Linked DNA regions of Mus musculus: region 1 is linked to region 2. The links are chromatin loops, found by intact Hi-C in ENCODE. Cell type or tissue: left cerebral cortex. All regions are shown on one strand. Links, peaks and the distances in the headings refer to the core of each region. The heading gives the core; the rest is flanking DNA. Region 1 overlaps Als2 (alsin Rho guanine nucleotide exchange factor). Region 2 overlaps Tmem237 (transmembrane protein 237).

Region 1 (2,912 bases), core at 148-2,647, 71 kb after region 2:
TAACTGCACACTACAGTCCAGAGTAGGTCCTTCATTTACACATTTATCACATTTTTATTACTAAATTATTCCATTGAAAAAATAACTTCCCAACAAAAATGTATACACTTTTTTGATAGCGTGAATATATGGCTCTTAAGTGGACTGGAATCAGCTCTATCACCACTCTAGAGAAAGGATGATAACCATCCCTGGAAGGAGAACCCATGCCTGAGATAATATGAAAATGTTTAAGTCTAACACTTTCAATTGCAAATGACGTGGGACGGATAAAAGGGAAGGAACACCAAAGATTTAAAGCAATTAACTTTTTCTAAGGAATGGGAGTATAAATTACACATCTTTATTAGCTAAGACGAGCCATTTAGTTTTTATATGATTATGTAAAAACCCATGTTCAGATATAAAGGAACTTCATAACCACCTTTGGACCCTCTCAGAAATGAAGATCATTAATCTGTGCTGACAGGGCAGATGAGCAAGCTGAGAAACCACACGCACATACACACAAGTAGATGCCAATAAATTCTTGGCAGTGCTGAAGGAATTTTCAATTCAAACTTTTGGTTCTGCTCACAACCACAGTACCTACTTCTGTACTCCAAGGAAGCCCAAGAGAGCAATATCTGGCTGCTTGTTTAGTCGAAGCACACATTCCCAGTAAATGTCTTCCTCTCGGTCATTATCCAGGGCATAGAGCATGAAGAGAGGTGGGTAGAGCCGTGGCAGCAGCACCGGAAGCAGTAAGCCAGAACTTGTTACTACATAACTACAAACAGAAGTGGGAAGGAGGCACAAGAACACTAGTCAGAGATGGCGCTTCCTTATGGACTGCAAGGTTCACAGGATGGTTTTGCGAGTGCTGCTTGATACAGGTAGAGTTGACTGTCTTGAACCAACTGCCAATTCTTTTGGATGACCAGAAAGCAAACTGAGAATCGCTTTGATTCCATCTTGAGGCTGCTCTTGCAGGGTCACCTAACTCGGCACAAATTGCCTTTGCTCAGCTGCCTTCCTGACTGACCACATGTGGCTACTCCCTCCCTGACAGCAGCTAGTACCACGAGGAAGCTAGACAGCCACTGAGGACATGAGGAAACCGGGCCTGGGGAAAGCAGCCATCTTTGAGGTTCTTCGGGAGTCCGTGCAGCATTCACACCACATCCTCACTACCTCACCCAGCTCAACTCACCCTGGTTCTGGTGACTCGGATCTGGAATCCGATTTTCCAGTACAGAAGGATCTCCTTCCAGTGGGCAGAGGAGCAGAAAGAGGAATTGTGCTGCCCTCCTCAGGAAGCTCAGGAAACAAGAACCTAAGTGAAAATCGAAAACAAGCCATAAGATTCTAGGTCCTCTGGAAGACCCAAAGGCAGTTGAAAGAGTCAGAAGCAAATATTAGCACCCGACCTATGGGCAGAAGCTGCTGACCCCTGTGGTTGAATTAGGGAAAGGCTGGAAGAAGCTGAGGAGAAGGGCAACCCTATAGGAGGATCAGGACCCCTGAGATCTCTCAAACACTGGACCACCAACCAGGCAGCACACACCAGCTGATATGAGGCCCCCAAAACATATACAGCAGAGGACTGCTGGGTCTGGGTTTAGTCAGAGAAGATGCACCTAACCCTCAAGAGACTGGAGGCCCCAGGGGGTTTAGAGGTCTGGTGGGGTGGGGGGATGGGCAGTGAGGACATCCTAGTCAAGACAAGTGGGTGGGGAGGAGGTATGAGATGTGGAACAGTTGGAGGGTGGACCGGGGGTGGGGGGAGAATAAAATCTAGAGTGTAAATTTAAAAAATAAGTAAAAAAATAAGAGAATACATGAAAATGATGACATACAATGTTTCCAAACTAAAAGAAAGCACATAAAAAGCAGAACGGACTGAATGCGTTTTGTAATTGACGGTTCTTAAAACTTTCTTTTTGTCTTCCTAGAAACAACTGTTTACCACCCCAGGGATTTAAAGCAAAATGTGTATGGGAAGAGTAAAGTAATAAAGTAATACGTTTCTGGTTATCCGCAGAGAGAAACACATTCATGCACACTGCACTGTGATCTGAGTAGCATCTACGTTAAAGTTCTTTTCTTTTCTTTTCTCCCCCCCCCCCCCCAAGACAGGGTTTCTCTGTGTAGCCCTGGCTGTCCTGGAACTCACTTTGTAGACCAGGCTGGCCTTGAACTCAGAAATTCACCTGCCCCTGCCTCCTGAGTGCTGGGATTAAAGGTGTACAACACCACTGTCCAGCTTAAAGAACTTCTCTTTCAGTTATGACAAATTGTACTGTATAATGTGAAAATGTTCTGTGAAAATACATAAAAGTAATGACATACAATGTTCCCAAACTAAAAGTGAGCATGTGAAAAGCAGAACGGACTGAATGTGTGGTGCTTCCTACAGAATGGGAACGGAGTGACTGAGTGACAGTTCCAAAATCCCCCAAGCAGGGGCTCATCTGACTAAGGAATTCTCTACCCGAAGTCAACTTGCATCAACTCTAATCAGAAACTCAAACCAGAATATAACCCCAACTGAACTACAGAGATATAAATTTCAGAAATCTTCTCTAAAATGCAGACTTGCTGCTGAAAGTTAGTTCTTCAAATGATAATGGACTAAATTTCTGACTACTCCCTAGGTTTGCTTTTCTCCATGCCTTGACGTGAGTTCTAGAGAAGTGGTCGTCAACCTGTGGAGCAGGGGTTGCACATCAGATAGTTATGCTACACTCCTAACAGTAGCAAGTGACAGTTAGGAAGTAGCAGCAAAGGAATGTTACGGGGGAGGAGGCCACCACAACCTGAGGAAGGAACTGTATTAAAGGGTTGCAGCACGGAAGTTGAAACCAGTGCCCTAGGCGTTTATCTTTGACTTCTGGGATGTTGCTGGGGCCCACCATATGTTTACTGTCTGG
Region 2 (2,912 bases), core at 218-2,717:
TTTTAAATGCTGAGCTGAGCTGGCTTAGCAGATAAACATCCTTGCACACGGCTACCCAGAACCCATATACATGAGGAAGGAGGGAGCCAACTACACAAAGTTGTCCTTTGACCTCCCCATTTAGTGTATAGCACAAAACCCCTTCCTCATCATTTATACACACTGATGATGATGATGATGACAACGACAATGATGATGATGAAGACTATGATGATTTTTTTTTTTTTACAGTGCTAAGCTTACTTGCCTTTCTGCTATTTTGGTACTCATCTCTAGAAGGAAATCATCCATTTTACAATGCTCACATCTGACTTTACCTACAAACCTTTCCAAGATCCTTCCATTTCCAGATCTAAGTAGATTAGGAGCCTCGTCCTCCCTTTTCCCTGCTCCCATAAACCTACGCTCCATCCTCAAAGATTCCAATTTGACGGGTCTGATATTGCCATCTACAGTCTTAGCAATTTGCCTTGAATTAATCAATGAGGCTTTTGCAATGAACTTTCCTAAACATCATGGTCAAAAGAATTTTTGACATGCACTGTTGTGTTGTTGCAGGTGAAGGATTTGCAGGTTCGGGGATTGTGTCCTTGCTGGAGTACATCAAGGAATGTGAAATCTAAGTCATACTCTCAGACCTGAATTCAAAGGCCATTCTTCCAGTGTCAGTTATTACGTTATTAACATAGACAGCTTTCTCCAGCTGCAATGTAAGGCTGCATTCTCTATGCTGTTAGGAGCAAACCTAGACACTTAGTTAATACAAAGCTGCTACCTTACTCGTCTGTATTTCAAGTCTGGTACAGATATAACTGAGTCCAAATCAAAGTACCACCAAGACAGTACTGCTTTCTGGAAGACTGCTTCCTTGTTCATCCTTGATAGAATTCCTGAATTCTATGTCTGTTGTATAAGAGTCTGTTCACAGCCTTTCAGGTCACTAAAGGCCCCTCCACCTTTCTAAGCAGAAATATCACAACTGACCAACAGCTCTTTGGTGGAACTGAAAAGGGTTTAGTCCTTTAGAAAACATCCCCTGGCTATGCTGAGCCACGCGCAATGAAGGATACTTTCCCCATTTCAAAGCTCGTATCCCTACTCACATCTGCAAAGCCACTTTTGCTGTGAAAAGTCCTCATGGACTCCAGGAATGAGAGGGGCCATGACTTAGCCAGCAACACCCCCACCCTGACAGCACCTTTCCCCACTCCTTGATGACATATTCAGATATGACAGGCCTCAGCTCAACATCTCTGCAGTTGCTGCGAAGCAGACGATGAAGTACACTCCCAGCTGCTGCCGACATGGGGATCACTGCTAATCAGTGAGGACTCACACTGGCAGGAACGCCAGAAGTGCATGTAGTTACAATTCTACAACACAAGTGAATACCCATTCGGCGACGCTGGCTTGACAGATCGTAAAGGGTATTTCTAGCATGCTGCTGGCATAGACCAAATCCTCAAGAACAGCCACCTCAATTGCCAAACTGTCACTCATCTTCTATACATCATTCAGTTGTGTGCTGATCTGGGAGGCCCAGTAGTTTCAGGGATGTGTCCAACAGCCTTTGAGTCACCTTCTCTTCTAGCAGGTCTTCACACTGACTTAAGCTGTTGGGGCTCACAGACACCAGCTGAAGAACCATTTGAAATGTGTTAAGACAGCTTTTTTCCATGCAGAACCCAGCCCAAGAGTGGAATTTCCCAGAAACCTAGAGTTATCTGACAGAGAGTGTGCAAATGAAGGTGACCTTCCACTCACGTTTCCTGTGACTCCCGAGAAGAACCCCTCAATCTCAGCATTCAAGAGGCTGGGGAAGGAAGATCGGGAAGGAGTTTAAAGTCAGTCTGGACTACAGCCCAACCCCCTTCCTCAGCAAACTAGCAGAAACAGAAGGACTAAGGAGGTGGCTCAGTGGTAGAGCCCTTGCCTCCTAGACTAAAACCCCAGGTTTGAAATCGATCATATCAACTGTAAAAGTCAGCACAGAGACTCTCCAGAGATGAGTCCAAAGTCAAGTCTGAGCAGGCTCATGGTCCGGCTTTTCTTTTGCTGTGTCTGAGTTTGTTGTGCTGCTTTTGGTTTCTGAAATGGGCTCTCAGGTCACTCAGGCTGGACTCAAACTTGCTGAGGGTGGCACTGAGCTCCTGATCCCCTGCTTCCGCCACCCACATCCTAGCTTATAGGAGCTGTGACACATTCTCCTAACGCTCCCTATAGACTCTGATGAGGTTCCTATAGGACCAGAGAGGAAAATAACTGGCGCAGACTTTAAAAAGGAAAAACCTTCAGTTAATAAAGCTTGTCAAAGAGATGTATTTCTGTTTTATTAGCTATAAAGCATCTTTCAATTCAAATGACGACATAATTATTACATGATACACAAAGCTAGCAGATTCAGAAAACACAAATTATATACTTCAGTATGTTCAATAAGACATCAAAAATATAAAATGAAAACATTTTCCCATCTTCCCCATTTTCTAAATTTACATTTTAACTTGATGTATATTTTATAACACTGAAGTTAAGGCTTTTCTACATTGGTGCTTTTTAGATAATAATTATAAATTTAGCAAATTTGAGAGAACAGGAAACAAACAGATCACCTGCTTTTTTTTATTTTATTTTTATTTTTTTTTAGCTCATTATCTCCTGTATCACTAAGGTGATAATAATAAAGATGTTAGTTTGGTATAAGGACCAGATAAAATTGAAACATTTTTCATAATCTCCAGTAGCATTTCAGCATTATGTAACAAAAGCTCAATTGTAAATACATGTATCTTATAAAAATACACTTAAAAACACGAGTGGGGAGCGCAGGCGCCACTGCAGGGAAGGAGCGGCTATGGAGAGGCTTTGGTTCCTGTCTCAGGGTGCTCGTCCACATCAGAAAAGAACATTAA

Evidence for each region. Hi-C counts contacts between places; a loop is a spot of excess contacts. Peaks named below come from ENCODE experiments on the same cell type or tissue, not always from the same donor. Only the 100,000 strongest peaks of a DNase experiment are listed, where the experiment ranks them.
Region 1: it touches region 2 in a loop (2.7-fold over the local background); 2 of 42 quality-filtered maps call a loop at or near these places.

The regions. Positions count from the first base shown.
Region 1 is chr1:59,169,245-59,172,156 of GRCm38, forward strand. It overlaps Als2 (alsin Rho guanine nucleotide exchange factor), which reads right to left. Exons shown (of 34, transcript NM_028717.6): 28 at 1,193-1,315; 29 at 593-769. Among named protein-coding and RNA genes, the nearest start is that of Mpp4, 9.1 kb to the left of the region's middle. In left cerebral cortex, for the core only: a CTCF peak has its summit at 1,300 (motif pointing left); a DNase peak (open chromatin) is centred at 1,146.
Region 2 is chr1:59,098,285-59,101,196 of GRCm38, forward strand. Tmem237 (transmembrane protein 237) reads right to left here. Exons shown (of 13, transcript NM_001037812.3): 13 at 2,300-2,912. The coding sequence ends at 2,853. Among named protein-coding and RNA genes, the nearest start is that of C2cd6, 4.8 kb to the left of the region's middle. In left cerebral cortex, for the core only: no CTCF peak of the experiment used is centred there; a DNase peak (open chromatin) is centred at 1,681; H3K27ac peaks cover 201 bases.